5 separate regions of the Homo sapiens genome follow, and all the other regions are linked to region 1. The links are chromatin contacts, found by Hi-C or POLR2A ChIA-PET in ENCODE. All regions are on one chromosome and are shown on one strand. The core of a region is the stretch at or near the end of the contact, and the rest is flanking DNA. Distances in the headings are between cores, read along the strand shown. Region 1 holds the start of SEC22A (SEC22 homolog A, vesicle trafficking protein). Region 2 holds the start of ALDH1L1-AS1 (ALDH1L1 antisense RNA 1). Region 3 holds the start of LRRC58 (leucine rich repeat containing 58). Region 4 holds the start of NDUFB4 (NADH:ubiquinone oxidoreductase subunit B4). Region 5 holds the start of RABL3 (RAB, member of RAS oncogene family like 3).

What was found. Hi-C counts contacts between places; a loop is a spot of excess contacts on that map. ChIA-PET counts read pairs that join two places held with the same protein, here RNA polymerase II (POLR2A). Pooled maps may share reads with other maps.
Region 2: a map of CD8-positive, alpha-beta T cell shows a loop between it and region 1 (21-fold over the local background). The contact joins the promoter of ALDH1L1-AS1 here to the promoter of SEC22A in region 1. A Hi-C loop is called at or near these places in 3 of 168 maps with a recorded cell type or tissue (CD4-positive, alpha-beta T cell, CD8-positive, alpha-beta T cell and naive thymus-derived CD4-positive, alpha-beta T cell) and 9 of 50 pooled maps.
Region 3: a loop to region 1 is called in a map of CD8-positive, alpha-beta T cell, with 14 times the contacts of the local background. The contact joins the promoter of LRRC58 here to the promoter of SEC22A in region 1. A Hi-C loop is called at or near these places in 2 of 168 maps with a recorded cell type or tissue (CD8-positive, alpha-beta T cell and naive thymus-derived CD4-positive, alpha-beta T cell) and 7 of 50 pooled maps. POLR2A ChIA-PET finds 5 or more read pairs at or near these places in 1 of 52 experiments (Caco-2).
Region 4: a loop to region 1 is called in a map of CD8-positive, alpha-beta T cell, with 18 times the contacts of the local background. The contact joins the promoter of NDUFB4 here to the promoter of SEC22A in region 1. A Hi-C loop is called at or near these places in 2 of 168 maps with a recorded cell type or tissue (CD4-positive, alpha-beta memory T cell and CD8-positive, alpha-beta T cell), 1 of 37 single-sample maps with no recorded cell type and 9 of 50 pooled maps.
Region 5: a map of B cell shows a loop between it and region 1 (16-fold over the local background). The contact joins the promoter of RABL3 here to the promoter of SEC22A in region 1. A Hi-C loop is called at or near these places in 4 of 168 maps with a recorded cell type or tissue (B cell, CD4-positive, alpha-beta memory T cell and naive thymus-derived CD4-positive, alpha-beta T cell) and 10 of 50 pooled maps.

What each region holds. Positions count from the first base shown.
Region 1 is chr3:123,200,463-123,203,289 of GRCh38, forward strand. It overlaps SEC22A (SEC22 homolog A, vesicle trafficking protein), which reads left to right and starts at 1,481. Exons shown (of 7, transcript NM_012430.5): 1 at 1,481-1,524. RefSeq lists enhancers at 1,038-1,187, 1,198-1,277, 1,518-1,567.
Region 2 is chr3:126,082,735-126,085,561 of GRCh38, forward strand. It overlaps ALDH1L1-AS1 (ALDH1L1 antisense RNA 1), which reads left to right and starts at 1,481. Exons shown (of 8, transcript NR_190231.1): 1 at 1,481-1,718. It overlaps SLC41A3 (solute carrier family 41 member 3), which reads right to left and starts at 1,390. Exons shown (of 11, transcript NM_017836.4): 1 at 1,359-1,390. RefSeq lists silencers at 1,038-1,147, 1,188-1,737.
Region 3 is chr3:120,348,010-120,350,836 of GRCh38, forward strand. LRRC58 (leucine rich repeat containing 58) reads right to left here and starts at 1,345. Exons shown (of 4, transcript NM_001099678.2): 1 at 735-1,345. The coding sequence starts at 1,234. It also overlaps the pseudogene BTNL12P. RefSeq lists an enhancer at 611-660 and a silencer at 1,011-1,340.
Region 4 is chr3:120,594,908-120,597,734 of GRCh38, forward strand. It overlaps NDUFB4 (NADH:ubiquinone oxidoreductase subunit B4), which reads left to right and starts at 1,429. Exons shown (of 3, transcript NM_004547.6): 1 at 1,429-1,632. The coding sequence starts at 1,453. RefSeq lists an enhancer at 1,500-1,839.
Region 5 is chr3:120,741,115-120,743,941 of GRCh38, forward strand. RABL3 (RAB, member of RAS oncogene family like 3) reads right to left here and starts at 1,402. Exons shown (of 8, transcript NM_173825.5): 1 at 1,348-1,402. The coding sequence starts at 1,393. It overlaps GTF2E1 (general transcription factor IIE subunit 1), which reads left to right and starts at 1,630. Exons shown (of 5, transcript NM_005513.3): 1 at 1,630-1,680. RefSeq lists enhancers at 663-1,301, 1,133-1,422, 1,302-1,940, 1,388-1,682, 1,563-1,682.

The sequences.
Region 1 (2,827 bases), core at 231-2,730:
ATATATGAATACATTTATGTTGAGTATATATCTAGGACAAAATTTATGTTAGTTCAGGCCTTTCTTCTGAACTCTAGACCTACATATCCAAATCTACTTGACATCTCCATTTATAGGCATTTCAAATTTAACATATTCCAAACCATTTGCTCCTCTTTCTGTGTTCCATGAGTCAGTAAATGGCTTCTTAATCCATCTAGTTACTTAAGGAGTCATCCTTAATATTCCTTTTTGTTGACCCTTCCCGGCAAACCAATCCGTTATGAAGTCCCTTGGATACCATTTCTAATTTATACATATCTTGAAATTATCTACCTCTTTCTGTCTCTAACTCCCATTACACTAGTTCAAGCCCCATCATTTCTGGCTTTGCCTGACGCAACTGCCTCCAAATGGCTTTCCAGCAGCCCTTCTTGCCCTTTTCCACACTATTCTCCACAAACAGCCTGAGTGATTCTTAAATATGCAAATAGGATCCTACTTAATAGTCTTTATTAGCTGCCCATTGACCTTGGGCTGAGATGAGACAAGGGCCAGACCATGCTGACTCTTATTGGCCACATTACAGATTTCAGGCTGTATTTTGGAAGATATCTTAAGGTCAACGGGCAAAGTTTCTCCTTGCTCCCTACACTCCATCCACACTGACTCCCTTTTAGTTCCTAGAGCACAAGAAGTTCTTTCATGCCCCGACAACCTCACACAATATTTCCTTGGCGGGGAACATTCTCTAAGGCTCTTCAATATGCCTGCCGCTTAAAAGGCACTTATTCAGAAGTCTTTTCCCTGATAGTCCAAAATTAATTGATCATTGCACCCACTAATTTTCCCTCCCAATACTGACAATTTGTAGTTCTGTAACTATTTATGCTTTAATATCTCTTGCTCCAATTACTCCTTAAATTCCATCAAGTGTTATGTCCACTCCTGTAACCCCGTGCTTAACACGGTGCTTGGCACATGGTAAACAGTCAGGAAATGCCTGTTTAATAATGCATGACCGATGCGAAGGCTGGAAGGGGTCGCAGGGTCAGCATCTGGCACTTCTCTGCCATGGTTAGTTTCCTTCTTGTGTGTGGGAATAGACGGGGCCAGGTCTTCTCCTTGCTCACCCAGAGGGGGCTTTTCTCCCTGTCCCCTTTATAAGTGTCTGCTGTAGGGCCGCGTGTGAGAGACAAAATGCCTGCAGAAACAGGGCGGCGAGCGGAAGAGATTGGCCCTATTTCTGAAGTCAACGTAGTTCTGTCATCAGAGGATGCTGTACTTTTCTGGCGCAGGTGCGAGAGAAGCTGCCAATCTCTCCTGGAGCGGGTGGGACTAAGGAGGGCCCCGGGAGCTGGGGGGTTGTTGTGTCCTTCCTGCAGAACCCGATTGGCCTGGGTGAGCTGAGGGAACGGGGGCGTGGTTTGATTCCGCGGGCGCGAGCCACGTTGGACGCGCCGCAGCGTCGCCGAAAGGTCCCTCCCAGGCCCCACAATGCACTTCGGGGCGCGTCACTCGGAGCGGCGGGTCCCGTCTCGACAGGTACTCCCCGGCCCCTCCCAGTCCTCTTCTTCCTTTCTTAGGGGTCGTTCGAATCCCTGCCGGCCTCTCCCCTCCCGCTCCCTGCCTCTCGCCACAGCCTCGGCCTTCGCCCTCGGGATTGAAGACCTACCCCACGGGCAGGAGCCAAGTCCGTGCCTTTGGGATGGGAGTCGGGGCCGCGGAGCTCTGGAGGGACGGGCAAGCGGGGACCCCGTCCCCTTCGACTTGAGGGTTCTCTGGGGCCAGGCGGGCGGCGGTTGCGCCTCGTCTGAGCCGCCTCGGGTGTTGGGCAGCCAGGAAAGGAGTGTTTGAAGGGGAGGGACAGTCGCACTTGGCTGTCAGCATGGTGGTGGGGATTCCCTGGCGCCCAGGTGTCAGAAACACGGTGATCTACCTGTGTAGGTGGCCCATGAGAGCTTGAGGTGGCATTTCCTATTTCTTTTAGGCAGAATGGGACTTGAACCAGTGTCTTACTTTACGTTTTGTGGGGATGGAGTGAGCCCTGAGCCCAGATATTTGCCCGCGTTGGCTCACGGAAATCTCTTGAGACCCTGTCTCAAGAGTCACTTTGGGAACGATGTGGCAGAAGGGAGACCTGAGCAATTGGCTCGGCAAGTGGAGGAGGCTTCCAAAAGAAAAGGACAAGCCCCAGCTGGCTTGAATCTCTCTGCCAGTGAAGACAGCTTAAGATAATTTTTCCCTGCTGCTTAGTTTCCTGGATCATCCACCTGGGGCAGGGGGCGAGCTTGAGAACCAGTCCCTCCTATGCCTATTCAGCCAAGGCAAAGCCTAGCCCAGAGCAAAAGTATCAGCCACCAGACTGGAGATGTTGGGATCTTCAGTCAGGGGAACAGCCACTTTTCAAACTCTGAATCACTTTCCATGTTACTGATATTTGCTTACATGCTAAGATTGTAAGGAATCAGGCAATGCCTTAAACGGTACCTACAATTTCTGATATATTAAGGTTCATTCAGTATTTGACTCTGACACCTGTGACCATATCCTAAAGTAATGGGACATTCGGGTATTTCCTATGTTGAAAACCATCACATCTGTTTAGTGCCTTTTTTTTTTTTTTTTTTTTTTTTTTTTTTTTTTGCGTGCAACTGGTTAAAATCGAAGTATATCTTATGTTGGTATATGAAAGAGGCCTAGGTCTTATCACAGGGGTGCCTGTGACCTTCCTTGAGTGTCTCACAGAGTTGTTAGAATTGGGCCTGAGTTTAAATCCCTACTTTGTCACCTACTCGTTTAGGGATTAAAAAAAATTCCTCAAGCTTTCTGGGCTTGAATTTCCTCA
Region 2 (2,827 bases), core at 231-2,730, 2.9 Mb after region 1:
ACACATCCTGCCCGGGGACCTGGACCCAGCAGCTCACACAGACCAGGGCTCGCCCAAAGGCAGGCAGGCAGGGCCACTGCTGACCACGCACCTGGCTGGTCGTGATTCTGGAACTAATGGTTTCTGCCTGGCAGGGAGGCCGCCAGGACCTCTGGGCTTCACCCCTCCCCACCTTCACAGGGGACCTCGCCTCAGTGGGAATGTTCTGGAGCCGGAACCCAAGGTTGGAATCCCAGCTCCTCCCCTTTCTAGGTCTGTGACCTTGGAAAAATTAAACTTTCTGTACCTCTGTTGCCTAATCTGTGAAATGGGGTAATACTACCTACTGTGTAGGGCTGTGAAGATTAAATGGAGTCATGCATTATCATCACAGGGCACCTGGCCCATCCTCAACCCCAGTTCAGACTCCTCAAAGCCCTAAGGTTTCAGATCAATGGTCAGAACCACGAGGAGGACCTGCTAAAGACAAGTATGGGGACCCACCCCCAAGGTTTAGGATTTAGAAGGTCAGGGTGGGGCTGGGGAACCCGCATTTCTAGCAGATCTCAGGAAAGGCAGTGCTGCTGGTCCTGGGACCACAGTTTGAAAACCACTGGTGTAAAAAAAGCCTTCTAAAAAAAAGTGGGATTTGATCACTAAAGTCATATGGAAAAAACTGGAAGAAAGAGGAAAAAATAAACAAATAAATAACGGGATTTTAAAGAGACCTATCCCACCGGCTCTCCTGGATGGAGAGAGTGTGGGACTCTGAGACAGACTCCCGGCTGGGCACCCCCAGGAGGTTTTCTTCACCAGAGGTTTGCACCGAGCCCACCCAGGACAGTGGGCTGAGCCTGTGGTAGAGGCTGGCGGGAGGTCTGGCTGAGGCAGCGAGGGGTCCCTGCGCGCGGGCGCTGCAGGAGTCACGCGTGTGACATCCAACCAGGAGCCGTGCCCTGAGCAGGCCAGGAAGGAGGAGACAGGGCCGCTGAATGCACACCGCAGCGGTGTGGGGAGCGGCCTCAGACACCTAAGGGTAGGACCGGCCGGCTCCCCCGCGACCCCCAGCGCCTGGGTTCTCTCCCGGCCTCCCCGAGGCGTGGCCTACCCCAGGCATGGCCCCACCCCGCCCCAGGCCGCCCCTCCGACCCCTCGTGTTTACCTCATCTCCCGCGCGCCTTTCCCCCACCGAGTCCCCCAAATCCCGGTCCCCACCTGACTCCCCCTCCCGCCGAGCCCCCAGGGCCCGGCGCCCGGCTCACTCGCCTCCCGCGCACCCACTCCCGGGCGCCCTCTCCCGCGCGCCTCCCCGACCCCCCTTGGGCCCCAGCTGACCCCACCTTCCGCCCCAACCCCGCCCGGAACAGGGCCGCGCTTACCGGGTCCCCTCCCAGGCGGCGGCGGGAAAGAGGCGGGCGGAGGACGCAGGGGCGGGCCTGCGGCTCAGGCAGGAAGCGGGAAGGCCGGGCCTCCCTGGCCCCGCCCCGGCCGGGCGGCCGGACCTCGGACGACTTGGCGCTCCGGGACAGCAGCAGACGCCCAAGCTCCGGCAGCGCAGAGCCCCGCCGGGGGCCCGGGGGGCTGGGAGCCGGGGATCGCGGGGACGGAAGTGGGGGACCGAGTCTCGCGAGCCCGGGCCCTCCTCGCAGCTGGGGCCCCACTGGCGCCCCCGCGGGAGCGCTACGGGAGAGGCGCCTATGCGGCTGCAGGTTTTATTATGGAGCTGTCAAGGTAGAAAGGTACGGAGAACGGGAACCCACCGACAGCCAACTTCCCTTGGGACCCGCCTTTTGCTTTAAAAACAACAACGACAAGTCTGTGCTTCACCCCACACATGCCTTTCGTTTTCCCTTTTTTCCCAGAGTAATTTTAAAGCATCCCAGTGGATAAATTCTCCTTTAAATACTCGAGTATGTTTAATCAGTAAGGCCTATTTTTTTAAACATTCTCATAGTATTACGGTCACACCTAACGAAATTGGCAATTCCCAGTCCGGGCCTGAGGGAGGCCTGATGGTTCACAAGACTTGGTAAAATATATCATTATATTTTAAACCAAAAAATAAATGATAAGGCACCTCCCCGTTCCCAACCACCAAATCATCCGAATGGACTTCTTCCTCAGCCAGGACTTTTAGAATTTAACCTGAAAAACTGGTTCAGGCCATAAGGGGAAGTGGAGGCCGAACATGCCTCATTATCCCTCTCCTGCATTAACATCAACACAGACTTTAAGTCTGATAAGAAACATTTTACAGCCTCTTCTCTCTGAAGCCTGCTACCCTATCCGAATACTTCATCTGCGTGATAAAACACATTGGTCTCCACAACCTCTTAACCCAGACATTCCTTTCTTTAATCCCAGGTCTTTGGACAAACTCAACCAATTGTCAACCAGAAAATGTTTAAGTTGACCTATACCCTAGAACCACCCTCCCCCTCTTTGAGTTTTCCTGCCTTTCTGGATCAAACAAATTTATTTCTTAAATGAACTTAACTTGAAGTCTCATGCCTCCTCAGAATGTATTAAACCAAGCTGCACCCCGACCTCCTTGGGCACATGTTCTCAAGACCTCCTGAAGGCTGTGTCACTGGCTGTGGTCACTCATATTTGGCTCACAATAAATCTCTTCAAATATTTTACAGAGTTTGACTCTTCCACAATAATTTGGCACCCAGCGTGGGGCCTCAGAGAAGACTCAGGACCCCAAAGGAGTTGCCTGAACTCGGAGCGAAGATACCAGTGGGGCCCATTGAAGCCTCCCAGACTTCTAGCTTCTCCCCCGATGGAACTGGTTAAGTTCTCCTGAGCCCCAGATCGCCCTTTGGTTGACAGTCCTTCGTTTAGT
Region 3 (2,827 bases), core at 95-2,594, 2.9 Mb before region 1:
AAGTACAGCATAGGCTGTACTTTTTTGTGCAGGGAGTAGTAACGAAAAAAATTGTTGTGCAGGGAGTAGTAAAAAAGGAATCACAGAGATGATTAACTTGAGATAGCTTTTGAAGGATGATAGGCGTTTGCCAGGTGAAGGAAACATTCCAAGCAAGGGAAACAGCACGTGTACAGAGGCACTGCATCCATTCAACACATACTGAGTGCCTACCAGCAACTCCAAGCTGCTTTCTCTACGTGGGAAAATGCATAGGTCACTGAACTCCACAAATGGTAGTTGGTACTGCCACAGAGAAGAGGAAGCTGCAAATGTAGTGGAAAGCAAGGGTTAGATCAGAGCACCTTGTACGCCACGCTCAAAGGCACGTACTTTGATCTATAGAGATGGAAATCCACGGAAGACTTTTGAGCAAAGAAGTGACAACCTCTGATTTACATCTGTTTTGAGTTTCCACTCAGTTTGGATCACGCCCCAGATTCAATAAGGAAGACAGAAAAAATGCCTCGAGAATCTGCATAGGCCAAACACAACACACCAAACAGTCACACATGCGAACATACTAGGTATTTACAACAACTTGCTGAGATGGTTGGGCAGAACTCACTACCGCACAGTTAAAGAGAAAGCTTGGAAATAGTTACGTGACAAACGTTGAGGTGCCCAGGCCCGGCGCCCCAGGGTTCCCGGACACCGCCCGAGGCCTCCCCACCCTCCGGCACACACCCGCTCACCTCTGCAAGTTCTCGATCTCAGCCGGGATGCTCTGCAGTTGGTTGCCGCCCAGGCTCAGGGTCTGCAGCGCGCGCAGCTCTAAGAGCGAGGCAGGCACCTCCTGGAAACAGTTGCCGCTGAGGTTGAGCACCTGGAGGCTGCGGCAGAGCGGCGACTGGGCCAGGCCCTTGGGCAGCGCACTGGGCCCGCCGAGCCGGTTGTTCTTGGCCAGCAGCGTGCGCAGGCCGCGCAGAGCGAGCAGCTCCGGCCCGAGCGCGGTCAACGCGTTGCCGCTCACGTCCAGCAGCTGGAGGTGCGGGAAGCCGCTGCCCAGCGCCCGTGGCAGCGACACCAGACGGTTGTGAGGCAGCAGCAGCCGCAGCAGCGCCTCCCGCGCCCCGCGCCGCTCCTCCCCCCGCGCCTCCAGCTCAGACTCCAGCGTCTCGGTGGACACGCTGAGGCGGGACCAGTTCAGTTCGGCCTCCCCGGCCGTGACCACCGCTGCTCCGGCCTCCTCCATCCTGGCCACCGCACGGCGCGTGGCGCCGGATTCCCCAGAGCGCCGCGCGCGGTCCAGAGGCCGGGAGCTCTGCGGCGCCCCGGAACCTGAACCGAGGGCTGAGTCGGAAGTGGCGCGGGCGGGCGCAAACCCTGCGCGCCTTGGCCGAGTCACGCGACGCGAGTCCTGGGGTGCGCGCGCCGCTCCGGGGCGGGCTCTGCCTCACGAGGCGCGGGGCGCGGAGTGGCAAGAGCGCAGCATGGGCTGCGCAGAACTGAGGCAGACACCCAGAGGCTGCCAAATTGTCATCTGAGCCGGACCGGGTTTCGGCGGCCGCGCTTTATAGTCGCTGGAGCCTGGTGACCTATTCCAGGGCTACAAGACTGCCTCGGCAAACAGCCCAAGGATGTTCGGTTATCTCGCCTTGAGGGTTCGCGCGTCACGTGCCCCCCCCGTCCCCCGCTTGTTTTTCAGTTTAAAAGTGGGGCCCGTGTCTGCAGGACTCTGTGAGCACACAGTAATTTAGTGGTGATTTAGCTCCATGACAGAAAACCGCAGGAATTTAAAGTCCGAGGATTAACAAAGCCGACCTCGAAATGTGAACGCAGCTGGACTAGACCTCAGAACCCCCGGACCCTTACTGGAGGTTCCGCTGTTAAATAGCCTAGGGCAGGGATTTGATTTCAGTTGCCCCATGCATAAAATATGGGTAACACCCGCACTACTTGCCCCACAGAATTATTTTTTTCTTTTTTAAGGCAGAAATGTGTATCAAGTAAGGACGTTTTGCCCGTTTTAATTGTAGAAGCACATACGTGGCTTTTGGTGTAAGTTGTGTCTAGGAGTGAATTTGGGAGATATGGAGGCGGTTGCATGATTTGAGATAGCTCAAATTAATGAGTTAGTTTAAAAACTCAAAGCATAGAGTTTGTACTGCAGGTCAAAACTACAGTTTGGGAAAATCCTGATCTGGTACTAATTTAGTAATTCTAATTAACGTATTTTTCATCCTTGTCCCAAACTCAATCTTTTCTGAAATTACATTTTATGATTTTGAAAAGTAATGAATAGAAATGAGAAAAAATGCTTAGCTTTTTTTTTTTTTAACAAAGCTTATACATAAGAAAGTTAAGTGGTCGTGTATAATCAACGACATTAAATTGCTTTCCTCCTTAAAAAAGGAAAGTCGTTTTTTTCTTGCCAGTCATTTATTTGTATGAGAAACTATGCCTTTACTCTGCAGTCAAACTTTAATTTCTGATTGAGTGGTAGTCCTAGAAGGACGTACTTTGTATGTTTAAGCTAATGGTGGAATGCTTTTTAAAACTGATGAGTCATCTGTTTTGAAAGAGTCCTTTTAAGAACAGACCTTATTTTGGGTCAAGCCAGCATTCTAACAGTAGTCCTAATATCTGAAAATAACAAATATTTAAAATAATAGTTGTTTTTGCTTTAAAATATTTATCTTGGATTTTAAAAAGTGATAGGAACGTAATGTAAAATGAGAAAAAGAAAGGATTCAAACATAATTCAGAAATAAGAGTTGGCCAGGTGCCATGGCTCATGCCTGTAATCCCAGTGCTTTGGCCCAGGCCAGCAGATCGCTGAGGTCAG
Region 4 (2,827 bases), core at 179-2,678, 2.6 Mb before region 1:
TTTAAAATCGAGTCTGAGTAACTCGTCTTGTGTTCATTTTTTCTACATTCTCTCAGCCTGAATCCTCATGAGTCCATTTTGCTCTATATTCATCTGGACATTAGACTACTTTGAAATATTACCATTTCTGCCTATTCTTTCTGTACTGCCTGATTGTCAGCTCCCGAAAGGCAAACACCCCATCTTCCATTTTGTCTGGATTTCCCCCACTGAGCCTAGAAGATTGACTTAACACTGACTAGTGTGCTGTGTGCTTCACGCGGTGGGTGCTTAATAAATATTTTAAAACAGTATTAAAATGTTGAATAAATTTGACAGCAGTGCTGCTTCTCATCATTTCAAATGCCAACACTTTCTAGGTCCCTTTTCTAGCAACCATTTCCCAACATACCTACGCGCCCCCAGACGTTTCAGCCAAGCTGGGGCTCTCTTTTGATCCATCCTTCTTTGCCCGAGTTATGGAAATATTGTTTACATTTTTTCCCCTGAGGAGAAGGGGAACCCAAAGACCCTGCTGTGAAACTTGAAGTTGTTTTTCTCCTTGGTAACTGGGGAGAAGGAAGGACAGTAGGGACAGAGAAGGTTTTGTTTCTGATTACTTCAGTTTTCGCCCCAGATCGTCTTTTACAATAAGATACATGCCCCTATGAGTATTTTCATACCTGTAAGGATGTTTTTAATTCTTTGCATCTGAAGAGTGCTAAGGATTTTAGGCAAGAGGTTTTAGTATTTTAACTAAGATGTTTTCTCATGAGCTTTATTCAGTATCTCATTTTCTTCCTGACCTTCTATAGTCAGTCAGGCAACATTTCTCTTATAACATCATTTTTCCTATTAATCATTATTTCGTACCTGTGAAAAATAAGCTTACACTTAATGTTGTATGAATCTAGCATGGTAAAGTACAGAAAAGCTTATTCTCTTCTTCTTGGGTAGGGAATTCTGTTTTGCAAAGCACTTTGTGATCTATTTGTTAGCTTATTTAATCCTCACAACAACTTTGCTAGGTGGACAGGAGTCATTATCTCCAGGATAAGGAAAAGGAAACTCAGAGACTTTAAGTGACTTATCCAAGGTGACACAGCACGGTTAGACCCACAATGAAAACCCGGACTTCTGACTCCACAGCCAGTCCCACACAGCTCAACTTTACATAATAAGCCCTGGTTATGTCAGTAGAGACAAGGCTGCTAGGAAGAAGCAGCGCGGTGACAGATGAGTAGGTGGGGAGCGGCGGTGGGGCAGGGCGCACTGCGAGAAGAGCACTTCGCGCATGCGCATATCACCGAGCGAACGCGCCGTGTTCGGGAAGGTAGGAGAAAGAGGCGGAGCTCCTTGTTAACGACATCCCCAACCTCTGCTAACGCGCAGGCGCACTTCCTGAAGCTGAAGGTCAGCATAGACAAAGGGCCTCAGAATCGCGCAGGCGCAATTGTGCCCTGGTTCGCCAAGATGTCGTTCCCAAAGTATAAGCCGTCGAGCCTGCGCACTCTGCCTGAGACCCTCGACCCAGCCGAATACAACATATCTCCGGAAACCCGGCGGGCGCAAGCCGAGCGGTTGGCCATAAGAGCCCAGCTGAAACGAGAGTACCTGCTTCAGTACAACGATCCCAACCGCCGAGGGCTCATCGTGAGTGTGGGGCCTCCCAGGCGGGAATAGGGCCCGAGTCCTGGGAGAGACCGAGAGAGACCACGCAAAGGGTCGGCCACCGCTCCCGATCAGTATCTCAGACGCAGGTCCTCTTCCAGGCCTAGCCAACTCACTACCCTTTTACCTTTGCCAGAGCTTGGCCCTCGAGAGGACCGGCTCTGGACTCAGACCTGGCTGGGTTTGAATCCTGGCTTGATCACTTCCTGCCTGCGTGACCTTAAGAACGTTATTCACTCTGCTTATCCTCGATTTTCTGTCTGCAAAATGGGCGTAATATAGTGCTTACTCTTTTATCAGGCTGTTAGGATTAAATGAGATAGAGTATGTGACTGTCCTAGCACAGTGCCTCGTTCGTAAGGCGTGTTCAGAAAATGTTTCTATATATATGCATATATATATTATATTATATATATATTCTATATATATGCATATATATTATATTCTATATATATGCATATATATTTTATATATATGCATATATATTATATTCTATATATATGCATATATATTTTATATATATATATAATTTTAAAGAGCTGGTGTTTACCTTTCAGTTCACAGCTCATAGGGATACTGCTCTCTCCTGATGGGAATACAGTGATTCCTTCAACCTGCATCTTTTAAAGACCCTGAAGCTTGCTGAAGTTCTAGGCTTTGGAGTCAGAACCCAAAGCACTACTCATTGGCTAACTCTGTTACCTTGGGCAACTTCAACTCCTCTGAATTATAGTTTCCTGGTTTCGTATATAAATGATGTGCATTATGAGGTTAAATAAGACAGTCTGTGTAACATTCGCAGCACATAATATATGCCCAGTAAACTGGTAATTAACAGGTGTGCTTTCATTAGGTAGTTTTCTATACAGGAACTAAGTAGGTTAAATATGATGTTAACAGAACAGGACTGGACTTTTCCCACACGTTGCATTGGTGTTTTGGAATTTTTGGAAGTTATGAGGATTGAATGAAAGTTACAATGTGCCAGGCACTGTGCTAAAACTCTTTTTGAGTACTATTTACATATCACAACTATTTGGATGATTAAGCTCTACTACTGTCCCCATTTTACAGATGAGAAGACAACATGGGAAGGACAAGTAGGTCATACAGAGATACCTCTTTAGTAGGTGATAGAGCAAAATTCTAACCCTGGTTTGTGTAACCCACAGCATCT
Region 5 (2,827 bases), core at 152-2,651, 2.5 Mb before region 1:
GTCTGTTAGTTCTGGATTGTAAATTCTACTCAGTGATACTCTTGCCAAGTCCCTTTAGGCCACAATTACTTTATCTGTAAAACTGAGTGATTTTATTAAATTAACTTCGGCACCACTTCAAGCTACCTGATAGAAATGAAGTCGACATAAATTGTGATTATGTTCATTAAGTTTCAAAAGGCAACTTTCTTAGGGGAATATTAAATAATGCTCTCTGTAAAATATTTCATAATGCAAATAATCCTCAGGGCAATGTGAAAACATTCTTAACCTATATTTGCTGCCCACAATTTTATTTAGTTTCTATTAAGTTTTCAAGCCTCTCCACCTCCAAGCATCTAGCACAACGTCTTTGCTCACAACACATGCTCTTAGGCCAACTCCAGAGGAGCGCTTCTATAAAATGCAAGGTCAGCATTTATTGAAGTTACTAAGGAGAGCTGAATTGGGGATTATGGAAGAAAAGATAAGGGCAGTGAGGTGGGAGCTGGAAATCCAGACGCCAGCTGTAGTTCTCAAATGTCCCAGGTGTCAAAAGAATTCTTTTTGCATCCACTGAGATTAAAAAAATATATATATATTTAACACTAGGATTAAATTGGGCTCAGCGTTAAATCCTAGCTGCTTCAGAATAAAACTCTTACTTTAATTTCTCTATTGTACAGTCTAGGACATAATAGGTTTTCAATGAAGATCAAACGAGAACCAGGAAATTAAGCTCAGTTAAGAATAAAACAGGACCACTACCCAATATGTCACTGCATAATTATAACTTAGCGTTTAAGTTCGTGGACTCCGCGTTCAAAAGGATTCTGTCATTTACATCTCTCTGCCTCACTACTCTCATCTGTAAAATGGGATAACAGGACTGTCTCAGAATTAAATGAGTTAATACATGCGAAGCGCTTGCCAGTGCACGTTTCTCAGTGCACGTTTCTCAGTGCACGTTTGACTTCCTTAATGAACAAAATCTCTTGAAGGCACGGTCCTACTAACTTCTGTACCCTTAACATAGAACCCCATACAATACTCAATGCCTGCTTTTTTTTTTTTTTTTTTTAATAAAAGAATTGACAATACACTCTAGGCTGGGGTCGCCTGGGAGACCGATGCGGAAAGCCGCGAAGGCAAAAGACCCGGGCTCCGCGACCCCCACCCGCGCGACGACGCCGCCGCCACCGCGTCGTCACACGGAGCAAAGTCCCCTGGGAAGTGTAGTCTTCAGGCCCTGGGAGGGACTTCAGCCACGGGCCGAGGAGCCAGGAAGTTGAGGGAAGGAAGCTAAGGGGAGGGTTACTGGGTAACTCAAAAGTGTCTGGAGCCCCAGAGGTAGGGTAAGCCGCTCACCTGAGTCTCCCAACACCAGTACCTTCACCCGATCCAGGGACGCCATCTTGCCACTGCCTTCCCTGGGTTAACGCCTGTTCCTGGATTGTAAGCCAATCAGAGTTGGGCATGGAGGGCAGAGCCTTCAATTTCATTGGCCACTCGGAGCGTGACTGTCTTGATCGAAGGTTTCACTGAACTCATTGGCTGGTCTGGTAAAAGGTAGCGGGGTGCTTCCCCAGCTGGTCGCAGGAATAGTGCGTTTTCTTTGTCGCGCAAGGGGCGTGGTTCATTTAAGCCGGTAGTTGAAGCGCTGGGGGCAGCTGTAGTGGGAGTGTTCCAGGATTCGCCTTGGTAAACCTTGTTCCCTGTTCCTTGTTCGGAGTTCCCTGGCCGGGCATTGCATTTCATGATTTCTTCTTCCTTTCGCTCCCTCTTAACTATCCTCCCCTAATGAATTACCCTGTTGCCTTGGTCCTCTTGGTCCTCCAAAGAACCATTGACCCCGGAGCGGCCCGTGTGCGACCTCGGGTAGGGCGGGCTTGGCTGCGCCGAGTGTGGCCCTGGACCCAACTGGGAGAGTCCGAGGGAGTTTGGGGTCTCGGAGTCTCGCATTGGGGAGGAGTGCATATCACCGAACGCGTCTCGTGGAGGGCAGCTGGGTCCGGAGGTTTCGCGGTAGTTTGCCGCTGTGTGTGTGAAGGCGTGGAAAGTGCCATGAAATGTGGTAACACAACACCGCAGTTAGATGTGTAGAATCCCAAGTTGTTCTAGAACTGGAGTGGCGATTTACTGAAGTAATCTAACTGGTCTCTTCGCATCCACTTTTCTTGTTTTTTTCTCCACTCTGCAGTCAGTACAATCTTTTAACATCCTGAATTTGATCCACGCACCTCCCGCTTAAAACTGTTTTAAATTTAAGAAGAGAGTGCCCAGTAGCCTGTCCGATTCTACCTTGGAAACAAGAGTGGAGGAAGTGAAGCAGGGGGAAGCTGGCAAGATGAGCCATGTTGGAACAAAACGTGCCTAGGAGACATATGGAAAGTTTTATGGAAGTACTTGTCTGGCTATGCTAGATGCTGGAAATTAATTGGTGAACAAGATGAAGTCTGGTCTTAGAGATAGACATGGAGAAAGTACAAGAAGGGGGAAAGAGCCATGGAACACGTGAAAGGGGATGATTGTATGCTACTTAATGGGGAGTCTGGGAAGGCCTCCATGAGGAAATATCATTTGAGACTTGAAGGATGATTAGGAGAAGGGGGTTTGGGCTTAGCTGTAGGGGCAGAAGGAACAGCATGTGCAAAGCCTTGGGATGCAGGGAAAGCACATGTGGCTCATGGAATTGAGAATATGCTGGTGTGGCTGGTTATGAGGCTGACAGGGTAGACAGAGGGCAGAGGGTGCCTTCTTTTCAACTTTGTTTCTCTGGCTCCGTGCCTGGTGCACAGTAGTCCTTAAATGTTGATATGATTAAAATACACGTGGGTCTGGGCTGGGG